3 separate regions of the Homo sapiens genome follow, and all the other regions are linked to region 1. Evidence: read pairs that join two places in POLR2A ChIA-PET (ENCODE). Cell type or tissue: MCF 10A. All regions are shown on one strand.

Region 1 (8,000 bases):
TGTTGAGGGGATATTCTTGAGTCTGGAATTTACTTATTGGAAAAGAAGAGAAACAGAATTGTTATCAGCCATCTGGCTAGGGGGAAATTCAAATACAATAATAAAAGAAAGAGAGAGAAAACATCCAATTCAGTGGGCTGCTTTTGTCAGGAAATCTTATTAAACTGCTGCTCTGTGCTCAGTGTCCATGATAAAGAGCATCAAGGCAGCTTTGGACAGAGATTTAAAAGCAGGGGCAGATGAGGAAAGTCCAGCAGGTCAGGGTAAGGAAGAAACACTGTATTTGCTCCCCATACTGATGATCAGATTATAATGGGGAAGCTTGCTTCAGATAAGGCATGGTGACTCATAATTTTATCATTTTGAGAATGCAATATAAATAAATCCATACAATATGTGACCTTTCATGATTGGCTTTTTTTCACTCAGCATAATGCCTTTGAGGTCCATCCAAGTTTTTGCATGTATCAATAATTAAGCACAATAGCTTGTTTAACCATTCTCCTATTAAAAGACATTTTGGTTGTTTCCAGTTTGGGGCTACTACAAGTAAACCTGCAGTGAACATTATGTCAAGGTTTTGTATGGATATAAGTTTTAATTTATTTGGCATAAATTTCCAGGAGTGCAATGCTGGGATAGTAAGAATATGTTTAGCTATGTAGAAAACTGCCATCCTGGCTGGGCATGGTGGCTCATGCTTGGGGGTTCAGCACTTTGGGAGGCCGAGGCAGGCAGATCACTTTAGGTCAGGAGTTCAAGACCAGCCTGGCCATCATGGGGAAAACCCGTCTCTACTAAAAATAGAAAAATTAGCCAGGTGTGGTGGCGTGCGCCTGTAGTCCCAGCTACCTGGGAGCCAAGGCAGGAGAAGGGCTTGAACCCAGGAGGCAGAGGCTGCAGTGAGCCGAGATTATGCCACCGCACTCCAGCCTGGGCGACAGAGCAAGACTCCATCTCAAAAAAAAGAGAAACAAAATGAAAAGAAAACTGCCTTTCTATTTTTCAGAGTATCTGTGTCATTTACATCCCCACCAGCAATATATGAAAGGTCCACTGTCTCCACATTCTCACCAGCCTTTGGTATTGTTTTATTTCTTTTTTGAAAGATCAGAAACTTCCTGCTGCCTTCCATTTTTTCTCTTAAAAAAATCAGTATTATGTCTGTATATAAAACCTTATGTACAGGCTGGGCATGGTGGCTCACTCCTGTAATCCCAGCCCTTTGGGAGGCTGAGGCAGGTGGATTACTTGAGTTCAGGAGTTCAAGACCAGCCTGGTCAACATGGTGAAACCCCATCTCTACTTAAAAAAAAAATTAGCCAGGCATGGTGGTGAAGGCCTGTAATCCCAGCTACTTGGGAGGCTGAGGGAGGAGAATTGCTTGAACCTGGGAGGCAGAGGTTGCAGTGAGCGGAGATTGAGCCACTGCAATCCAGCCTGGGTCACAAAGCAAGACTCCATCTCAAAAAAAAAAAAAACCCACAAAAAAACCTATGTACATTTAAAGCATAATAGTAAAACAAACACCTGTTAACACACCATCCAATTTAAAAACTAAAGCATTACCAAACCTAATTCCACCCCTCTGCCTTTCCCACTAAGAAGGTAACCACGCTACTGACAGTGTAAACCAGTTCTCTGGGAAAAAACACTGATTTGCAGTTCTTGTCAACTTCCATGGTGTAAATAATCCCATGTGACTGATGTCAAGCTACCAACCTAAAGTAACTGAGTGCGGAGCTGGAAGAGATGTGTGTAGTCGGTTGTGGCAAGCCTGTACAAATCTGTTCCAGCACCACTGTTGCTAAACTTGGTATTTATCATTCCAAGAAAAAAATGCGCATGCACACACACACACACACACACACACACACACACAGTGATAGGCTGAACAATGAACCTGAGATGCCTACATTCTAATCCCTGGAACCTGGAAATGTTACAGTGAATGGCAAAGACTTGGCAGATATGATTCAGTTAAGGCTCTTGAGCTGGGGAGATGATCCTGGATTATCCAGTTGGGCCCTAAATACAATCACAAGTGTCCTAATGAATTGAGGCAGAGGGAGGATCGACTACAGAAGAGAAGGCCATGTGACCACAAAGCAGACACTGGAGGGATATGGCCAAGGAATGCTGGCAGCCACAAGAAACTGGAAGAGGCAAGGAACACATTCTTCCCCAGGGCCTCTGGAGGAAGCACAGTGCTGCCAAGGCCTTGATTTTTAGCCCAGTGAAATGGATTTCAGACTTCTGGCCTACAGAACTGTGAGAGCATAATATAATAATCTGTTGCTTTAAACCACCAAGTTTGTGGTAATTTGTTACAGCAGTGACAGGAAACTAATACACACACACACACACACACACACACACACACAGTGTTTTCTACAAATTACCAAAATATCTATAATATTCACGTAGCTAGATTTTATCTTTATACAATTGCTATGTTCTTATCCAGAGAGATTCCAGGACTTGAGTTTTTTTCACTCAGCATTGTTTCTAAGATTTATTCATTTTACTTCATGTAGCTGTAATTCCTTTATTTTCACTATTGGTTAATATATTCCATCATGGCCGGGTGTGGTGGCTCACACCTGTAATCCCAGCACTTTGGGAGGCTGAGGTGGGTGGATCACGAGGTCAGGAGATCGAGACCATCCTGGATAACACAGTGAAACCCCATCTCTACTAAAAATATAAAACATTAGCTGGTCATGGTGGTGGGCACTTGTAGTTCCAGCTACTTGAGAGGCTGAGGCAGGAGAATTGCTTGAACCCGGGAGGCAGAGCTTGCAGTGAGCTGAGATTGTGCCACTGCACTCTAGCCTGGGCGACAGAGTGAGACTGCGACTCAAAAAATAAATAAATAAATTATATATATATATATATATAAAATCATGTATTACTTATCCATTCTCGGTAGGATTTAGGTAGTCTCCTTTATCAGATTAAAGAAGACTGGTTTTTCCCCTGAACTGAGATGATACCCAGGATATTACATTTGCTTTATTCTTTCAATCAAAGATTGGGTGAGGTAACAATTGTGGGAGGTAACAAGTTGCATTGAATGTTATAAGATTCCAGGATTCCAAATACTCCACCGAGAGTACATGTGAGTCATCTTACAGATAAGGAGAGTGGGGTAAGGTACATTAGGGTGTGATGTGGGCAGGGTCTCTCCTCATCAGCCTGGAAATGTGCTCACCCACAGGAGAGAGACCGCCTGCTCCCTGCCACACCCACACCCAGCACACAAACAGTACCCAGAAGGCACGCAATCAGTGAGGAAAGAGTTGGGGCCACTCTGGTTGAGGAAGAGCTGGATGAGGGTGGAAGGCTGGCCTGAGACACAGTGACTCACCAATGTGAGGATGGCCCATTAGATGCAACTCAAGAACAAGATGGTTTCAAAAAAGATGTCTGGCTTCTAGCTGGACAAAAGACCCTTGTTTCCCTGAATATCCAGAAAGATAAAAGGCATAAATGAATCGGAATTAACCACGGATGACTCAGCCTCAGGTCACATGGGTGAGTGTTCATGAGACATTTTTCTCCTTCTGCTTTGGAAGGTTTGCCTGGGGCAGTCTTGCTCGACTGGTAGGTGAATCAGCTTGCAAGCCTGAGTGTCATCACAGCTCTCACTGTTCAGCCTCCTATTTATTTACCCCTTACCACATAGGTGAGCTCCTTCCTCAGTTTCACTAAAATTATCCCTTCCTGTGAGAATCGCAGAATTTATGGATGGTTTCAGGGGGACATGGAAGGTATATCTCATTTTGCTCCATAGCCCAAGCAAATGAAAACCCAATTTTTCAAATTAACCCTCTCTCAAGTTTTACCTCGGAATTGCTGAGTCAAAGAGCAGGAACATCTCTGATTTTGGTATACTCCCTTGGAGCACCATCATAGTCAGCCCATGAAATCAAAAGTGCTTTATATGGCAGAGCACCTCCTTACTCCACCAGAGGCAGGGCCACCGACAAGAGTGGCCTTAAGTAAGGGAAGACACAGCCGGGCAGGTACGCCTGGCAGGCTTCAAGTGGGCCACAGCGGATACCTTAGACATGTCCTGGGCAAAGGCTTCCTTATGCCCATCCCATGGCACCGTCTCTGGGGCTGGGAAGCTGGCAGACTTGACCCCTCCCCATCAGCCTTCCCACACATTTATAGGCACCTCTCAACTGTTCAACATATGGTCCTCTAGCCTGGGGATGACTTACATTTTTTTTCCTTCATTTTTTTCTACTGTTTGCCCTTTGGCCACCTAATTTGTCATATGATTGACTCCAGAGACTGGGTGAAAATCCGATGGATGATATGTGATCAAGAAAGATAAAAGGATAAGATAGCCCTAGCTACCCACATTATCTCTGGCCCTTATCATTTAGAGACAATCTTTATTTTTTTGAGATGGAGTCTCACTCTGTCACCCAGGCTGGAGTGCAGTGGCACCATCTCGGCTCACTGCAGCCTCCGTCTCCTGGGTTCAAGTGATTTTCCTGCCTCAGCCTCCCAAGTAGCTGGGATTACAGGCACATGCCACCATGCCCAGCTAATTTTTGTATTTTTAGTAGAGATAGGGTTTCACCATGTTGCCCAAACTAGTCTCAAACTCCTGACCTTAGGTGATCCACCTGCCTCAGCCTCCCAAAGTGCTGGGATTACAGGCATGAGCCACTGCGCCCAGCCTAGAGACAATTTTGAATGGCCTATATGCTACAACTTCCTGTTCATGAGTTCTTCAGCAGCTTTACTCTCCAGAGCCTGGGGAGGAATTCCACCTAGCTAGAGCACATCAAGACTATATTAAGGTCTCCTGATTTTCTTTTTAATTTTTAAAAATTTTTCTATTTTTTTGAGATGGAGTATCACTCTGTCACCCAGGCTGGAGTGCGGTGGTACAATCTTGGTTCACTGCAACCTCCACCTCCCTGGTTCAAGCAATTCTCCTGCCTCAGCCTCCCGAGTAGCTGGGATTACAGGCACTCACCACCACACCCATCTAATTTTCGCATTTTTAGTGGAGACGGGGTTTCCCCATGTTGACCAGGCTGGTCTCAAACTTCTGACCTCAAGTGATCTGCCCACCTCAGCCTCCCAAAATACTGGGATTACAGGCGTGAGCCACCGTACCCAGCCAGGTATCCTGATTTTCTATCCAAAGTTCTCTTTCTGTTACACCATATCCTATTTTTTAGAGTTGAAATTAAAGACATACTTGTCATCAGCGGTTCAGTAGGGCATTTAGCAGGTCAATCTCCTAGCTCTTATTGTCATGAATAGGCAGATGATAACTCTGAAGGTCTTTGCCAATAGCTGTTAGCAGTCTTTATTTCCATAATCATAGACTGAGACAATAAACTCACTTGCAAGGCAATGTCTAATACCTTTAGTAACAACACTAAGATTGGGTACATCGCCAAGAGCTCCCAACATTTCTAGATCTATTCAAAATCAATGGCTTTCTTTGCAAAGCACAAAGGCAAACACCAAACCATCCAAAATCAATACAGAAGAGTGATAGATAGGGAAATAGGACTGGGTAGCACAAAGGATAAAGAAATAACAAAGCCAAAGGTTATGGAGTGATTGCTTTCTAATTTGTCTTTATAAAAAGAAAAAAGAATCAAATGAGAAATTGGCAAGTTACTGAGTGAAAATGTCAGAAACGTTTTATATTCTAGGGTTTTGCCACATACTGTCTTGCACAATGTTAAAGGAAGTGAAGTTGAAATTGAGAATATTTTCACAAGTCTGAGCCAGCCAGGAAGCCAGGGGAAAATACTCTTAAATTTGGGAAAATTACAGGCCTGCTATTTGACATTAGTTGGAGAAAAACATCAAACCTCAGAACTTATTCTGAGAACCTGAACAAGAGACGTACTTTAAGAAGCCCTGTGCCTTGTCCAGGGGAGCGTAGATCCCCCTAGGACTTAGAAACACTATTGGTAAAGGCCTTTAAGGAAGCCTCCAATGAGGGGAAATGGATAAAGGGGGCTCAGATTTCCTTTTTTTTTCTTTTTCTTTTTTTTTTTTTTGAGACAGGGTCTTGCACTGTCGCCCATGCTAGAGTGCAGTGGTATGATCTCAGCTCACTGCAGCCTTGATGGCCTGGGTTCAAGCAATCCTCCTGCCTCAGCCTCCCAAGTAATTGGGACTACAGGTGCACATCACCATGTGCAGCTAATTTTGTTTATTTTTTGTAGAGATGAGGTCTCACTATGTTGCCCAGGCTGGTCTTGAACTCCTGGACACAAGAGATCCTCCTGCCTCAGCCTTCCAAAGTGCTGGGATTGCAGGAGTAAGCCACTGTGCTGGGCCAGGGGCTCACATTTCTACTAAACCATCTTCTGAATGTGCAGAGAACAATGGCATAGAGAACCTGACCCTAAGGACTGGGGCTGGGGAAGAACACATAAGCGAGGTTGGAGAGCCAGGTCTCCCCCTTAGGCATGGGCCCAGAACCACGGTGAAATTAAAAATAAACAAACTTGCCATTTTGAAAAAGAAAAGTGATCAGGGCATAAGCCTTACCAGATAATAAAACATATTATCAAAATATAATAAGAAAAACTGTGTGGTATTTATATATTAATACAAATAGTCATCAAGCACAATGAAACAGCCTAAACATTTTTCACTCTGTTGCCCAGGATGGCTTGATGTGATCCTCCTGCCTCAGAAATGCCATTTCTGAATATAAAACAGAAAATTCAGTATAGAGTCAGCTGGCTTTCAAATCAGTAGGGAAAAATTATCATTTTAAAAATTATATTGAGACAACTGGGTAACCATCCAAACAAAATAAATTCTAGATAGTTGAAACTGTAAAAGAACCATACAATTACTAGAAGAAACAAAGGACACTTTTATTTTTTGTAATCTAGTAGTATAGAGATATAAGACTCAGAAACTATAAAAGACAAGACTGACAAACTTGTCTTTTATGAACATGAAAAGAAAAAATTTCTGCATGGCAACCCCTCTGCATAAGCAGAATCAGAAGAAAAGGCACTGGGAAAAAATGTGCAGTTCAAAATAGAAATAAAGGAGAAAATCCTTTAATGTATAAAGAGCTCCTACAAATCATTAAGAAAAAGACCAATAACCCATGATCACCCTTATACAAAATATAAGAAATACAAATTAAAACTATCATAATAATATAATAAAATATAATTAAGTACTATCTTCTCTTGTTAAACTGGCACAGATGAAAAATCAGATAGGGGCTCCAGAGACAGGTACTGTGTTATTGTTAGTAGAAGTGTGAATATATCCAACTTTCTGGAAGGCAGTTTGGAAAACACCTATCCAAATTATAATTGCACCATCACTTAGGTCCAGAAATTTCACTGTTAGGAATGTAATGTACAGATACTCTTGCACACATGTGAAATAAACTATGTATAAGGGTGTTCTTTATCCCACTATTTATTAATAGGAAAGATTGAACAACTAACTGTGTGAATGGAGTGGTGGTTAAATAAATTTTATTACAGGCTTGGTGGCCCACACCTGTAAGCCCAGCACTTTGGGAGGCCAAGGCAGAAGGATGGCCTCAGGCCAGCCTGGGCAACAGAGCGAAGAATGTTCAGAATTCTAGGCCTGGGTTTGATTCCAGCTCTGCCACTTACTAGCTTGATATCCTGAATGATTATTTAATTTCTCTGAGCCTCTTATTTCTCATCTGTAAAATGGGAATAATAATATGACCTACTACATATGAGTATTGGGAGGATTAAGTGACATAATCCATGTGAAGATCTTAGTCTTGCTCAGAAAATATTGGTTTTCTTTCTTTTCCACCTCTTTATTAAGGAATCACTGGTGTTGTTCGCTACTGAAAGTAAATATAATTAAATTATAAATTATAAAGTAAATATAATCAAATCATGACTGGGAGCCAAGTGTGGTGGCTCACACCTGTAATCCCAGCACTTTGGGAGGCCAAGGCAAGTGGATCACTTGAGGCCAGGAGTTTGAGACCA
Region 2 (8,000 bases), 220 kb after region 1:
AAGTGCTGGGATTACAGGAGTGAGCCACTGTGCCCAGCCTGCAGTTATGTTTAAAGGTGGAATATTAAACCACAGGTTCAAGGGGGAATCAAGGAAGACTAGATATACTTCAATCAAATTTGGCCACCATCAGTTAATTTCTTAGAAACTTATAAGAGAACAGACCAAGAGACAGACACAACTCAAACAGTCACCACACTTCCTTACGCTGGCTCATCAGCATCATGAGACAGGCTTTCAACCCTAAAGACAATTCATTCTAGTTTTTAACTATAAATTTGACTGAGGTGTAGAAAATAGATGTATTAGTAAATAGGCTTATTGTTTCTCTTAGGAATTGTATTGTCTTCTAAATACAGCAACTAAATATTTGACATGTAATTTTATAGTTAATATATCTGCACATTAGGGATTTCTGATGGCACTATTACATACATATTAAAACCACTACTCTTAATGCTTCTGTTAGCTGAAGTCAGAAGCTTTAGGAAGGCAACACATTGTGAGGTTTTTTTATTAAGTTATTTTCTACGTGGAATTAAACTTTATAGAAACTTTTCAGGGATGTTTTAATTCAGTTCATTGCAGACTGTATCAAATTTTATTTCAAGGGACTTTCTTACACTGAAAAAAATAAATTCCTTATTTTAGAATAGTTTTAGATATACAGAAATGTTGCAGAAAGTTTCCATATGCCCCAAGCCCAGTTTTCTCTATTGCTAACAACTGACATTAGTCTCATAAATTTTAAGTGGCAAAAATCTCAATATCATGTGCACACACACACACACACACATGCATGCACAAATACACATCTAAAGAACTTTCAACCCAACATGGTATTTCTGAAACTTAGAAACTTTCAAGACCTCTTCTTAATGCCTGATTTTCTAAAATGTTAGAATAACAGTGATTTATTAAATTAAGTAACTCTTCTTCAGACATTTTTAGAGTCAAAGCAATTTTTATCAAAAGGTCACTACCAAATAATTAGCTAATTAGCAAGAACATTTTTTTCTCAGTTCAAAAAGTAATTAGAAATTATAACCATGAAGGGGTGCTAATTGGGTTTTCACAGAAGCATTAAGTGCCTGAACATTTTTTTCATTTGTTTCACCCCTCTGCCGATGAAAGTTACCGTGATTAATCCTTTCTCTTCTGCATGACAACAGCAACATAAAATGCTGCAGTTGAGTACTGGTAATAGAGGATAAGGAACAGAGTCAATTAAGATTTGGGATTTTCCATAAGTGTGAGATTTCCTATTGATTGGCTACAATTTCAATACAGGAAGCTAGGAACCCCACTCTCCAATCTGAGAGAAGAAGGTGGAGTTGCAGAGAGAATGGAGCTCAATATTCCCTCGTGGGCTCACCTGCTGTGACTTTATACAGCATGTTAGCTGATGTTCCGGTGAACCTGTGACCCACACTGGAGAATGATCATGACAGGGCAAGCTGTGGGGACCACATAGTCCTTATTCCATTAATGTCTGCTTACCACAAACATCAGCGCACTTGCAACATCCCCGTGGTTCTTGAATGTGGAGAAGCTGCCAGTGCCAGTAGCTAGCCTGGGATTGGACTTCAGGCAGAGTTCATGTATGATCCAAATACCCAAGTTTGGTCAAGTTTGATTCACTTTTGTGTGCTTAGTGTGCAGCCCTGCATTGAGGAACCACTGAGAGAGTTACTTATTTATTCATTTATTCATTTATTTATTTATTTATTTATTTTTGAGAGGGAGTCTCGCTCTGTCACCCAGGCTGGAGTGCAGTGGCACGATCTTGGCTCATTGCAACCTCCGCCTCCCGGATTCAAGTGATTCTCCAGCCTCAGCCTCCTGAGTAGCTGGGATTACAGGTGTGTGCCACCACACCCGGATAATTTTTGTATTTTTAGTAGAGACGGGGATTCACCATGTTGGTCAGGCTGGTCTCGAACTCCTGACCTCATGATCTGCCCGCCTCGGCCTCCCAAAGTACAGGAGTGAGCTGGGTTTACAGGAGTGAGCCACCGCACCCTGCTGAGAGAATAATTTTCTAATAGATGAAGAAGTAAAGCGTTCACTTACCCTAAAAGAACTGCAGAGATTTTGAGTGATACATACCTCTAGAAGCCCAGGAATCAAGGGCTTTCCAATAAGGCAAACACAAAGCTCTCATCTGAATTCAGAGCACTGGCTGGTTTGCACAGAGCACTGGCTGCTAAGTGCCCAGACTCCTGTTTGGCAAGCCAGTGTCCTAGGGAGCATGAATGCATTTTCAGGGAAAAAAAGGCCAGCTTCACATCCAAACCCCCAAGAGATAGGAGGAGGGAATTTGGACAGAGGAGCCACCTGTTACAAATGAATTCCAGAAAGGGTAACAAGTGTGTTCTCTGAGAAAAGAAATTGGGTGGCTGGAGGGAGGCAGACTTACTTTTCATTCAGATGCTCTTGTCATTTTAAAATTTTGTACTTTGTGCACTGTTGGTTCAAAAATAAAATAGGCTGGATGCGGTGGCTCACACCTGTAATCCCAGCACTTTGGGAGGCCAAGGTGGGAGGATCGCTTGAACCCAGGAGTTTGAGACCAGCCTGAGCAACATAGCAAGACTGTCTCTAATAAAAAATAAAATAAATTATTATTTAAAAGTGAACTCTGGATGAAGTCATTTATCTGGAATAAGACTACTGTGCAGTCATCTGAGCAACACTTCAAACAGGAGACAGGATGGAAGTCAGGGGTAGAAAGATACACTGTGAGACTTAGGTCTTAGTGGTCCTCTACCCTGCTAGCCACAGGCCATACCTGCGGCGGGTTATCAGAACCCTCAGAAGGCAATAAGGCTGGGACAGCAGTGGGGGACACACCTCCACCACAGGGGATGGGGTGAGCATCCCTCGGCACCTGGACTCTTGTCCCCATAGAGCTCTGCACATCTGGTGATCTGACTCCTAAAACCATTCCTCTGTGCTTCAGCTCCTCATAGATCACCATCAGAAGTCCTTACAGCCAGAACCTCTGGCTCACATTGAGATCTGGCTCTCCCCAGAGGACAACTGCTTCCTCTGCAGCCTTGTTGCTTGTTACTGCACTTCCTAACTTTTTCCCACCCTCCTTTCTAACTGCTGCCCCGCCAGGTTAGAAGCCCATGCTATCAGACTATACTACTTGATTACAGGGATTTACAAACTCCTGGATCAGACCTGCCAGGAGTTTGTAGATTCTCTTTTGAAGATTTTAAGACCTAACATCCTATCAGTCTCTCCACTCTCTCATAAACCTTGATGAATTCAAAGCTGACACAGATGATCTTTCCCAAAACCTGGACGCTCAATGACCTGTCCTTTTCTCCTTCCATGATCTAAATTTCCACTCTGCTAAAGAAACTCAATCCCAGAGTTGTATCCTAGATCTTAAGATTATAAATATTTGCAAACCCTCCACAATCTCAGTTTCAAGTCTCACTCTCCAATGACCACCAACCATCTTCCAGCTCACTTCCTTTAGAGCTGAGCTGTTCAAAACAATACCCACTGGGCACATGCGGCTAGAAATGTGGCTAGTCTGAATTGAGGTGTTCTGTAAGTATAAAATACACAACAGACTGTGCGTGTGTGTGTGTGTATACACACACATATATGTGTATGTACATACATATGTATGTGTATATATGTGTGTGTAAAAGACTGTAAAACATCTCATCAATAACTTTTTATATTGATTATAAACTGAAATAATATTTTGGATATACGGAATATCTAATTACTAAAATTAATTTCACGTGTTTCTTTTTAGTTTTTTAATGTGGCTATTTAAAATTACATATGTGGAGAAGATTAAAATCATATCATGTATCTTTTCTGACCACAATGCTTTGAAACCAGAAATCAGTAACAGAAGAGATCTGGAAAATTCACAAATACAGTATGTGGAAATTATACAACATGCTCTTGAATAACCAATGGGTTAAAGAAGAAATCAAAAGGGAAGTCAAAAATATCTTGAGACATATCACTTAAATGTCTCCTTCATATCACTAAAAGAGGCATTGAAGAGGGTAGGAAAGACAGTCACGAATTGCTGCCATGCCTCACACATCTCCCCAGTAGCAGCTGCGTGGCACAGAGACAGAATCTGTGTTCTTGGGGGAAGGAAGGTGTAGCGATTGTGGGACTGTGCACTGGAACTCAGTGCTGCCCTAAAACAGTGGAAAGCAACACCGGCAGAATTCAGCTGGCACCCGTGGAGGGAGCATTTAGACCAGCCCTGGCCAGAGGGGATCAACAATCCCAGTGGTTGGAATCGAAGTTCCAGCAAGGCTCACCACCATGGGCTCAAGTGCTCTGGGATTCTAAATAAACTTTAAGGTAGTCCAGGGTACAAGGACTGCAATTTCTAGGCAAATCCTAATACCATGCTGGGCTTAGAGCCAGTGGATTTGGTGGGGGGGGAGGAGGGGGCACGTGACCTACTGAGACACCAGCTAGGATGGCCAAGGGAGTGCAGCTCGCAGCCCTGGGAAAGACTACTTCTTTCCACTCAAGAAGAGGAGAGGGATGACTAAAGAGGCCTCTGTCTAACAACTTGGATACCAGCTCAGCCACAGCAGGATAGGGCACCAGACAGAGTCCTGAGGTCCCCATTCCAGGCCCTACCTCCTGGAGGACATGTCTAGATATATCCTGGGCCAGAAGGGAGCCCACTACCTTGAAGGGAAGAACCCAGTCCTGGCAGCATTCATCACCTGCTAACTTAAGAGCCCTTGGGCTCTGAATAGTCAGCAGCAATACCCAGGCAGTACTTGCAGTAGGCCTTGAACGGGATTCAGAGCCAGGCTGGCTTCAGGTGTGACCCAGCACATTCCCAGCTGTGGTGCCTATAAGGAGGGATGTCTTCTGCTTGAGAAAAGGAGAGGGAATTGTAAAGCGGACTTTTGTCTTGCAGCTTAAGCATCAGCTCAGCCACAGTGAGGTAAAGTACCAAGCTGACTCTTGATATCCCTGATTCCAGGCCTTGGTTCTTAGCATTTCTGGAGCTGCCCCTGGGCAGTGACGGGGTTTCACCATGTTGACCAGGATGGTCTTGATCTCCTGACCTCGTGATCCTCCCGCCTCGGCCTCCCAAAGTGCTGGGATTACAGGCATGAACCACCGCACCTGGACTATAATAACAGATTCTTAATCTTTCAAGCTCCAACCTGCTGTGAGTTGGTCAGGACAAGGGAGTCAGTATGAACATGTGACTATAAGGAAACGCTTTTTGAAATTATCTTTGCTTGGACCAAAGGCAGAAGTTTGCATGTAGGTAGTTTATGTTGGAAGTGATCCCAGAGAGCAGGAGGGAAAGGCTGGGAGAGCCAAACAGGGAGGGAGGGAAAAAGCAACACCTGGATGTGTTATCAAGTTGGCTGACCACCGCCACAGGTGGCTCATGCTCCATCTCACTGGGACCCTTTGAGAATTCCAATAAGATTCATCTCACAGCTGGGGGATCCATGGGGGAAACATCCATCCACTGGTTCCCAATGAGTAAGTGTGGCCCCATGGGCACTGACTCCCAGCACACCTGGGTTATGCACATGTGAGCCCCTCAGTGTCAGAAAACATGGGCTCAGGGCAAGGCACTGTGATTGCCCCTGTGAGAAACTCACGAAAGCCTGCTCTGACCTGGTCACCATAGCAGCAGCTGGAACAAAATATGGTGCTTCAAGCATCTGCAGTGATGCATAGACGCGTCTACAAGAGACACTGTCTTAGTAAGTGTGGTTTCTAAATGACAGCCTGGAGCTGAAGGATGCAATTGTGGCTTTTGCTTTAACTATGGATCACAGTCCCTTAAGCTCACGTCGTCATCTGAAAAACAGAGAATAACATACCTACCTCACATTCTGGAAAAGACTTAAAACTAAAATGCTGCCATTCAATAGTTTTAAGAATTTCAGTAAGATTTAAAGACAGCAATTGGCTATTGAGTCATTAGCTCCTGCTTGCCCCAATCCTACCCAGTTGCAAATTCTGAGGACTTCAGTGAATAGGTTCAGCTCTGCTCAGGCCCTAGAGACTGACAGCTTCATGTTGAGTCTACAGTTTTCTCTGCTACCCTACAGTATTATGTGTGGGCATCTGCCTGCTTTCCAAATGTACATTCCAGTTTCCTGAAAGCGAGGTTCCAAGGCCTGCCCAGCCCTTATGAACCTCCTTTTCCAGGGGGTGCTGGGCTCTGTCCACATAGCATGGCTGAATATGATCCTGCTTCTTCCTGGACCTACGGAACCTAAACATGGATATAATATTTGTAATTGCCCAGAGATTACTGCTGCAGTATCCTCACCAACCAGTGCAAAATGGCAAAAGCCCAGATAGTGATGATGATGAAGATAATAATAATAGCTGTATTTATTAAATTCCTGCTTATGCCAGGCCTGGTGCTAGGTGCTTTATGTGAATTCTCTCATTTAATCCTCACAATAGTCCGCTGAGCAAGCTTTATCCCTATTTTGCAGATAACAAAACAGATGCTCAGAAAAGTAATTTATCCATATCACCAAATTAGTAAGTGGTAGAATGAGGGCCTGAGCCTCAGGTCTGTACAATTACAGAGCCTCTATTCCGATTTAATCATTGTGCTACACAGTCTCTCCAAGATGGGTCCTAAACCTGCCATGTCTACTTGGCCGTGATAAGTCAGACTCCTTGTCAATTTTCTGGAGCCTGTCCTATAGCCAGCTCAGCCTCCTATCTATGGCTTTGCCCAGCCTTGGCTTCCCACCTTCTCCCTGTTCCCAACATGCCAAGTTGAGTCTACTATTAACAATATTTTCCAAGGAATTGACTGGACCTGGAATCTTTTTGGTACATTTCCGTATCAGTCATTTGACTTGAGCAGTCTTTGAAATCAAAAAGTGATATAAAGTCCTCATGTATTCTTTGAGTTACGATTAAATCTAGGTTTATTACCAAGTTCCTACGATGAGCAATATATGCCCAAAGCTAAGACTAGTAAGAGAGCAAGGAGAATGTGCTTCAGGGAATAGACTGAATTGGGGTTGAGATAATGACATGTAACTTTAAAAGCAAAGCATTGTCCTGAAACACCAACAATTAAAATCATTTTTCTTTTCCAAAATGTGTCTCTTACTCTCTACACACTGTATATATACATGACAGGGAGAAAGATCCACCGACCATTATTTTCACACCTGCAAACATATTCTCAAAGTTCCATATGTTTTTCAAGGCCTCAATGCTTAAGAAAATACACCTTGGCTGACTGGTTGCATATCTCCAAGGAAGAGGCTGTTTATGTCTGCTCCTGTCTGAATCTTGAGACTTGGAACACCTTATTATCATGACCCATAATTTCTTCCTCATTTACAGTTCTCAGCAGGATCTCCAGTTGATGGCTACACAGACCGTGCCCTAATCCATAGGAACACAGTTTCTGCATTCAATGTAAAAAGTGATCTTGCTTAAGTCCCAAAATCAATTAGTGCTTCAAGACTTGGGAAAATATTATCAACAAAGGAATAGCCACCCAAGGAAAAAAGCAAATAAATCCCTGCAGAGAAAATAAATGCCATTCATTTCCAGTCATATACAGCAATAAAACTGATTAAATTCCTCACAAATATAAGCTGACAAAGCAGTGGGAATGTGATAATGAAGGTCTCATAGCTTCACAGGGACTTTGCCTCCGAGAAGCTAGCAAGGATGCCTAAATCCTTTTTATTACTATTGGGAGGAAAGAAGTAGCAAGATTGAGAATTCTTTACCTCTGTTACAGTTCTATAAATTTTTATAAATAACTGTATTACTAAGCAAAGCACAGGGTAGAATTTAAGAAAAAGGAATGCCCCTAAAAATGAGATATACCTCCCCACTTTTCAGAACAGTATGTTCTGTCGTAAACAAGACACTTTACTATTCACATAGCCATGTGATACTATGATTGCAGCACCTGAAATGGAAAGTAAAAGATCTAAATTTTCAAACCATTTCTGGCACTGGTCCCCTGT
Region 3 (8,000 bases), 180 kb before region 1:
TACAATTCTCTCATCAGTTATAAATGGCCCTAGAAGGCAGATTTACATCTATCCAGGGGCAATTTCTGATGAGTATTTTTATTAATGATCTAATAAAATGTCTTGTTTTGTTATCAACTAAATGATTCAAATGATGTTTTAAAATCTAATACTCCAACCCAATAGTCTGGTGATTAAGCTACTGAGATGACATTAATTTAAAGTGATTTGCAATTTTATTTGGCATTATCAACAACACCATGGATAGATTTAAATTTTTTTAAAAAAATTTTGCCTCCCATGCTGTTAAAGGCAATATTTTATAAGGTTCAGTAAAACTGAGCTGATTAGCATGATAATCACCAATAGCAAAGGTCAGGGGTGAGAGGTTCTGATAAGATAAATTACTTGGCAGTCAGCCACGCACATCCTAAATTGACAGGTGGGCTGAAAGCTTGGGTTGTGAGAATAAAGCTATGTCAACAACAAGAATGACCCAAACACGTCCACTTTCACTCCTCCTAATTTCCTGACTTTTGCTCCAATCTGCCATTTAGCAGAGATGGGCATTCATAAAAGGAAGTGCTGAACCATCTCAGGCCTTTGTGATATGGGCAGGAATGAAAATGCAGACCTTCTACGGCTGGCTATGCGGAGGAGAGCAATAACCCTATGCTGTGTGCAGATACGACCCCTACTCCCACCCCAGGAAACCAAGGGCCCAGGCTCTTAACAGACCTGATGGATTTCTGAGGTAATAGGTAAAGCTGCATCAATTCTGCAAAAATAATTTTTCCCAGAACCCAGAATATTTGCTTTTTCCTCTCTTCTCACCAAAACTCATGCTTCTTGAAAATAATACTCATTAAACATCAGCTAAAACTAAAGCACTTAAAAAGGAGTCACATTGGCCAGGCATGTTGGCTCACAGCTGTAATCTAGGGAGGCCCAGGCGGGTGGATCACCTGAGCTCAGGAGTTTGAGACCAGCCTGACCAACATGGCAAAACCCTGTCTCTACTAAAAAAAACAAAAATTTAGCCAGGCATGGTGGCGGGCACCTGTAGTCTCAGCTACTCAGGAGGCTGAGGCATGAGAATCACTTAAACCCAGGAGGCTGAGGTTGCAGTGAGCCGAGATCACGCATTGCGCTTCAGCCTGGGTGACAGAGTGAGACTCTTGTCTCAAAATAAAAAAAAAATTTTAAAAAGGAGTCTCTCACATTGCTGACCTCCCAAACCAAAGAATTCACGTTAATATACGTTTGCTGACACTTGTTTATCACTGTGATTACTAACAGCCAACTTTTATTGAACCAAGCACTGAAGTTCTAAAGTGGTAAGGCAATTCAGACACCTCTAGAACCAACCCTTGTTCACAACCAATTGTCCAAGGTTGAAGTACTGGACAATGGGGGTGGAGAGGGAAGGCAGGGAAGGAGACCTGAAGATACTCTTACTGCCCTCCGGAAACTTATTAACACTGGAATCAGGAAATACACAGATATAATAAAGACCTGAGCCACTGAAGACCATAACTAGGTCATTGAGAACTCAGTGCCCTGATGTGGGTAGGGCAGGACTGAGGGGTGAGAATCTTGAGAAAACCAAGATAAGGTTTTATCAGGGATATGATATCTGGGAAGTAAACAGACGGTTAATTCAAATGGGAGAGTTGTAGCTGAGGGGGGAGAAAAGGTTGACGTTTTTCTGCATCTGTTGTATAACCCCAGATGGTCGCATAAAAACACTTCTTAATAGAAGTCAAGAAGGGTGGACCATGCTGACACTGCTTATGTTCTCAGCAAGACAGAAGTGGCTGATAACCCTTTTCTGGCGTGTGCACGTGTGTGTGTCTGTGGTGTGTGTGTGTGTGTGTGTGTGTGTATTTCTGCAAGTAAAAATGGAAAATGAAGGGGCGAGTGATTTTTTAACCCAGGCATATCTGCTAGCTATATAGTATGATGAATTTCAAACAGAAGAATTAAAACTCACCTTATGTTCTCACAGCCCCTCGTACCCATTCGAATTCACTTTTTAACTCACAGGATTATTTGTGAACTTTTTATAATGGTTTACGAGGAACTAGAATGACCCTTAACTACTTTAAATATGTTAGGCACTCAGGAGACTTGGGAGCTCTCAGTGTACAGAAAGCCTGGGGTAGGATGGAGCTCCCCCACAGTGAGGGGGTAGAAGAAGGCGGGAGGACCAGAATGTACCCTGGGGATGCTATCTGCCTGAGACAGGCAAAGGGGGGAAATCTGCCAAAGAGACAGAGGACAAGAGACAACCTGCCACAGAGATAACCTGCCAAGGGCGAAGAATGAGGGGGGATGGTCCTAGAAGGCAAGGGCGAGGACAGAATGAGGGTGGCAATGGCCCACAGGGGCCAGTGGACGTCATTGACAGTCACAGCCTGAGAAACAAACATTTCCCCCTAAAAAGAAGTAATGAGTCCAGCAGGAACTGAAGTCAGTCTTGCCGTGGCCCGAGATACACTTCAAAATGTTGCGCGCTGCAGTTTCACTAGATTCTCAATTTCTCAACCCCAAACATTTAATTAAAAGAAAAAAGTCCCAAGCAGTACTTTATCTGAGGAGTCATTACAATAAACAGGCAGTTAGTACAAGGTCAAGATAAGGAAGAATGTGAACAATACAATGGTGTAGATGCTGTGGAGGGGCTGGGCAGGGGGCTGAGGGAAGGAAACGAGCCGGACAATGCACAGATGTCTATGTTTTCGCTGCCAGGAGTTCAGACAAACAGGAAGACCTTAAACTTCTCCAACTGGGAACACTCGGTTTTGCCTGATGAGCAGAGGGGCTGAGCACATGACTAGAACACAGAAACAGAAGGTTGTCATTAAGGCTACAAGACTCGCTCCACACAGAACCCACACCCAGCCTCCTTCTCAGGAAAACCCGGGCCTTGCTCACCTTGCGCCCAGGTTATGCTCCTCGGCCTCACAGCCTTTTCCCTTGGGCTGCTCAGTGAGGTTTTCGGGCACACTCACTCATGGGACCCAATAAGCCCAAGACACCAAGTTTCACAATTTTAGAATTTCCTACTGACATCTAGCAGAGAATTTATGTGTATACAGCTTCTAAGTGGGAACCAAAGAAAAAATGTCTGGCGTAATTATTCAAATGTCATGCTCTGTTCCAACAATAATATCACAATGGAGGTATAAGAATTGTTAGATATCCGGCCAGGCGCAGTGGCTCATGCCTGTAAACCTAGCACTTTGGGAGGCCAGGGCAGGCGGATCACTTGAGCCCAGGAGTTCAAGATCAGCCTGGACAAAATGGTGAAACCCCACCTCCACTAAAAATACAAAAATTAGCCAGGTGTGGTGGCGGGCGCCTGTAGCCCCAGCTGCTCAGGAGGCTGAGGCACAAGAATCGCTTGAACCCAGAAGGCAGAGTTTGCAGTGAGCCAAGATTGCACCACTGCACTCCAGTCTGGGGGACAGAATGTGACCCTGTTCTCAAAAAAAAAAAAAAAAAAAAATTGTTAGACATCCTCAGAATCTCAAAAGTTAGGAATCTCATGAAATGTTTTCTCTTTGGAAACAGTTACATATTTTTCTCCCTGTTGAGTATTTTTTAAATGTTTGAAACTATGCAAACAATAAATATTTCTTGAAATAATTAAAACTTCAGAACATTGTGTGGATATTTAATACTTGGTACTCCTTGAGTATTAAAGGTAAATGTTTCTAGATATAACAGGGTTTCTCAACTTCAGTACTTCTAACACTTGGGGCTGAATAATTCTTTGTTGCAGGGGCTGGTCCTATAAATTGAAGGATGGTTAGCAGCATTCCTAGCTTCTTCCCACTATATGCCAGTAGCGCGCTCTCAGTCGTGGCCAAAAACAATGTCTTTAGACACTGCTGAATGTTCCCAGGGGACAATCCTGCTCCAGAAGGTACTGCTGTGGTTTAGACCCAGGGACTGAGATGAGCGTCAAATGCTGACTATAGGACACACTGGCAGAATAAAGCAGGGCAATCACTAATCTCCCTATGCCTCAATTTCCCCAGCTATAAAATGAGGATATCTTATAGGGTAGAGATGAAGACTAAATGAGAGAATACATGTAAAGTGCTTTGCATAAAGCACTGTAATGCACAGAGTAAGCATTCAGTAAATGGTAGCAATGATAATGGTTAAAGAAAAGTCACAGATCCATAACCTTGGAAAAATGAATTGAGCAGGTCATTCATGGGGTCATTAATAAGAACGAATGCCCACACAGCTCACATCTAAGCAGTCTGTACAGGGCACAAAGGCTAGTGTGTTAGAAACACACGGCCACTTATTAACACTCACCTTGATAAAAATCAAGTTGTTTTCATCCCTTGGAGGATAAAGTGGGGAGTAAAGAGAATAAAGAGAAAAGAGATGAAATGCGAAAACGGATACAGACTAAGGAGAAATATCCTGACACAAAGAGGAAAAGGTAAAAGTGTGCACCTTCTAAAAACTGCTTGAAGACACAAGTTAAAATAAACATGCTGCGTTTGGGAATAGGATACCACAGTGAGAGCTGGTGAGTATCTAAATAGCTGAAAATGGCCACTGCAAGGTGCAGAGGACAGTTGTGATGGAGCTAAGAAGAAAAGTAATATGGCTCAACACCAAGGAAGTAGGAAAGTGTGAGCACGGTAGATAGAGCCTCCTCTCTGGTCAAGAGCTGCCTTCCAGCTTCTTCCTATCTGAGCCTGCTGAAGAAGGCAGCAGAGCCACCCCAGCCTCCCCAAGTCCAGTGCCAGGGGCTTCAAACCTGGGTCTCTCCCACTAGCTGTTCCCCGGCCCCTCAGTAGGAAACTGAACAAAGCCCCGCTCTCTGCCTCTTCTGCTGGCCTCTGTAGCCCTGGCCCCCGCCACCACTCTACAGAGCACTCCATTTTCTTGCCTCCCCACTCCTCCCCACACTCCAAGTTTGTGTGTCACATACAGGCTGGGTGTGGACGGACTCACTGGAACACAAATACTGTGAGTCAATCAGCACTCAAATCTCCTTGGGTTTAGAAATAGTCAGTGACTTTTTCCGGTAGCTGAAGTCTGAAATAAGCTGTTAAAAACAATCATCTTGACTTTCTATCTGACTCATAGCGAATGCAACATTAAATTGAAAACACCTCCTAATTAGCCACTCAGAAATACAACCAAGTCTTTGTGAGACAAAGCCTGGCAATATTTACTGAAATACTGTCTTTGCGGTCTTCTTCTGAACCCATGTTATACTTACATCCCAGTGATATGCAGTTATCTATTCTGTCATTCAAATGCACCAGATCGTTCCTTCCTCATCAAAGTAAATTAAATAACCCAGAATAGCAGTGGGCTTGTGCCTAGTGCTTAAGGCTGCACACTTTAACATTCAACAATGTGCCCCAACCATCTGTAATCTTCTGAGCCCAAGTTGGGTCCACACAAAAACCCAGTGGAGGCGAGTGATTTTTTACCATGATATGCTATTATTATGTTATTGTCAATTGAATGCACTTCAAAAACCAAATGAAGAAGACAAGACAGACCTCCATTCTTTCCTGAAGGCTACACAGCACCCTCCATGTGACCCCAACATCCAATCAAAGACATCACCATGGCGTCGCTTTCCCGGGGAATTTTCACAAGATAAAAACATCCATAGCCCAGCTTGGAAAAGAAAACTATTTGATGCCAATGTGGAAGGACCCAATAGGTAGTTGAGGTTAGAAATTTGAATAACAGGCAACAAATACAGAGTTGACTTAAAATACCCTAAACTATTCTGAGAAACTCCAGAAGGTTGAATGTTAAATTCGCTTTGTCAGAATTAATTTGGGAAATATTTGGTCCTGCTTGAAGGAGAACTCCAGTTCCCCGGCCAGCATTTTGTCAAGTCACCATTTCCATTGCTGGCTCATGTCAGTGAGCAGTGTGAGTGACTAAGTGTTCCTCTCCTGCCTCAGCTGGGAAGATTAACATGGGGCCAAACGCCTTGGAGACAGGAAAACAAACGAACCCAGTTACTATGTTTTTAACTCAGTTCTGTCTGGAAATCAGGAAGCAAGACTCTGAAGATCAAGCTTCGGGAAAGCTCTTAATGCTGATGAGGAGTTTTTTTTTTTTTTTTTTTTTTTCCAAAAGTTCAAATGAGAAGTCACTGAGAGCCTAGAAGTAAAGAAGGCTAATAAATGACAACCGCACTTGCAGATTGCCCCCTGGGTGGTACAGTCAACAGCCACTGCTCAGAATGACTTTTAACTCAAAAGGATCAGAAATTTGGACCAGCCTCCCATCTCGTTATTTCACCAGACCCTTTTGTGTTCACGAACTTTGTATATAAAGTCCTCTGACTGGAAACAGATCTAGAAGGCCAGTTTCACTGCACTTCTAATGAAGTCAAGGGACGAAGGATTTCAGATTTTACTTCACAAAGAAAAAAAAAAGATTGTGAAATTTTCAACTTGTAATATTACAACAGTTTCTAGTCCCAGCAAAAGACAGACTAAACAACATCATTCAGCTGGGAAAATTAGCTACCCATCTTGGTCCCCACCCTACCCCAAGCTTTATTTATTCAGATACATGGCATTTACTGAACTGCCTGGATAAGAACATGAAGTCAGCAACACCTCTCGTTCTGAATCCTGAGGAGTGTAAGCGATTAAGAGTAACATCCAATGGTCATTGATCTCTACTGTTTATTTCTCGTTTCTCAGTTCTGATAACCCTCCTTGATTTTCTGAACCTGGAGCTGCCAGCTATTTTCCATCTCTGAACCACCACTATCTGTCTAAAATTGGATCTCTCTTTGGCTTAACTGTGCTCCCAGTAACATAAAACAATACTGAAATGCTTAAACCAATGCATTTCTTGTGGGCACTTAGTCACAGAACTGTACCTGCTATGGGCTTCCAAGTTCTATTGTTCTAACTCAACTCTGCTGACACACTCTCCATTTTATGCTCTAAGACTCCTTTATCGCAGGGGTCCCCAACCCCCAGGCCACAAACCAGTACCGGTCTGTGGCCTGTTAGGAACTGGGCTGCACAGCAGGAGGTGAGTGGTGGCAAGCCAGAATTACCACCTGAGCTCTGCCTCTTGTCATATCAACAGTGGCATTAGATTCTCATAGGAGCACAAACCCTATTGTGAACTGTGTGTGCAAAGGATCTAGGTTGCATGCTCCTTATGAGAATCTAATACCTGATGATCTGAGATAGTTTCATCCTGAAACCATCCCACCCCATCATACATAGAAAAATTGTCTTCCACGAAACAGGTCCCTGGTGCCAAAAAGGTTGGGGACCGTTGCTCTATTGTATTCATGTTAACTCATTACCATGTTTGTACACTGGTTATAGAATGTGTTTCTGCAGCAATAACTAACAATGATGGTGCCATTTAGAGGCCCTACCAAAGCAGCAGGCACAGTTATGTATGTGTACCCACTAAATGCACCACCCCTTAACTCCCTCACAGCTGTCAGGTAGGTGCTATTATGTTTCACAAATAGGAAACTGAGGCAATGGCCATTTAAGTGTATCAATAAATATAGAGCATTCCCTTCAACACCCAAGACAGTCACAAGCATCCACATTCAAAAGATGTTAATAAATACCAACAACCAAGATACGTCTATTTTAACCAGCCTAATGCTAACAGATAAAAACAGCTTGTTTTTTGAAAGCCAAATGTTAATTGGCAGAGCCCTGTCAAAGGCAAGTATTTTCATACTTTAAAACTTTTCCCAGGTATGGTAGCTCATGCCTGTAATCCCACCACTTTGAGAGGCTGAGACGGGAGGACTGCTTGAGGCCAGGCGTTCAACAGCCTGGGCAACATAACAAGACCACGTCTCTGAAAAAAAAAAAAAGAAAAATTTAATTAGCCAGACATGGTGGCATGCGCCTGTAGTCCCAGCTACACAGGAGGCTGAGGTGGGAGGATCACTTGAGCCCAGGGGTTCAAGGCTGCAGTGAGCGATGATTGTGCCACTACACTCCAGCCTGAGCAACAGAGTG

Evidence for each region. ChIA-PET counts read pairs that join two places held together with the same protein. Peaks named below come from ENCODE experiments on the same cell type or tissue, not always from the same donor. Only the 100,000 strongest peaks of a DNase experiment are listed, where the experiment ranks them.
Region 2: POLR2A ChIA-PET joins it to region 1 with 6 read pairs; 2 of 35 experiments call an interaction of 5 or more read pairs at or near these places.
Region 3: POLR2A ChIA-PET joins it to region 1 with 5 read pairs; 1 of 35 experiments calls an interaction of 5 or more read pairs at or near these places.

Annotation. Positions count from the first base shown.
Region 1 is chr5:78,696,492-78,704,491 of GRCh38, forward strand. The region is part of intron 4 of LOC124900191 (a long non-coding RNA gene); the gene reads right to left. Among named protein-coding and RNA genes, the nearest start is that of LHFPL2, 52 kb to the left of the region's middle. RefSeq lists enhancers at 2,916-4,115, 3,447-3,591 and a cis regulatory region at 3,514-3,524. In MCF 10A, no CTCF peak of the experiment used is centred here; DNase peaks (open chromatin) are centred at 3,270 and 3,560.
Region 2 is chr5:78,917,774-78,925,773 of GRCh38, forward strand. All of the region lies in intron 4 of ARSB (arylsulfatase B), which reads right to left. Among named protein-coding and RNA genes, the nearest start is that of ARSB, 64 kb to the right of the region's middle. In MCF 10A, no CTCF peak of the experiment used is centred here; no DNase peak of the experiment used is centred here.
Region 3 is chr5:78,521,274-78,529,273 of GRCh38, forward strand. All of the region lies in intron 3 of LHFPL2 (LHFPL tetraspan subfamily member 2), which reads right to left. Among named protein-coding and RNA genes, the nearest start is that of LHFPL2, 120 kb to the right of the region's middle. RefSeq lists a silencer at 293-587. In MCF 10A, no CTCF peak of the experiment used is centred here; DNase peaks (open chromatin) are centred at 4,988 and 5,938.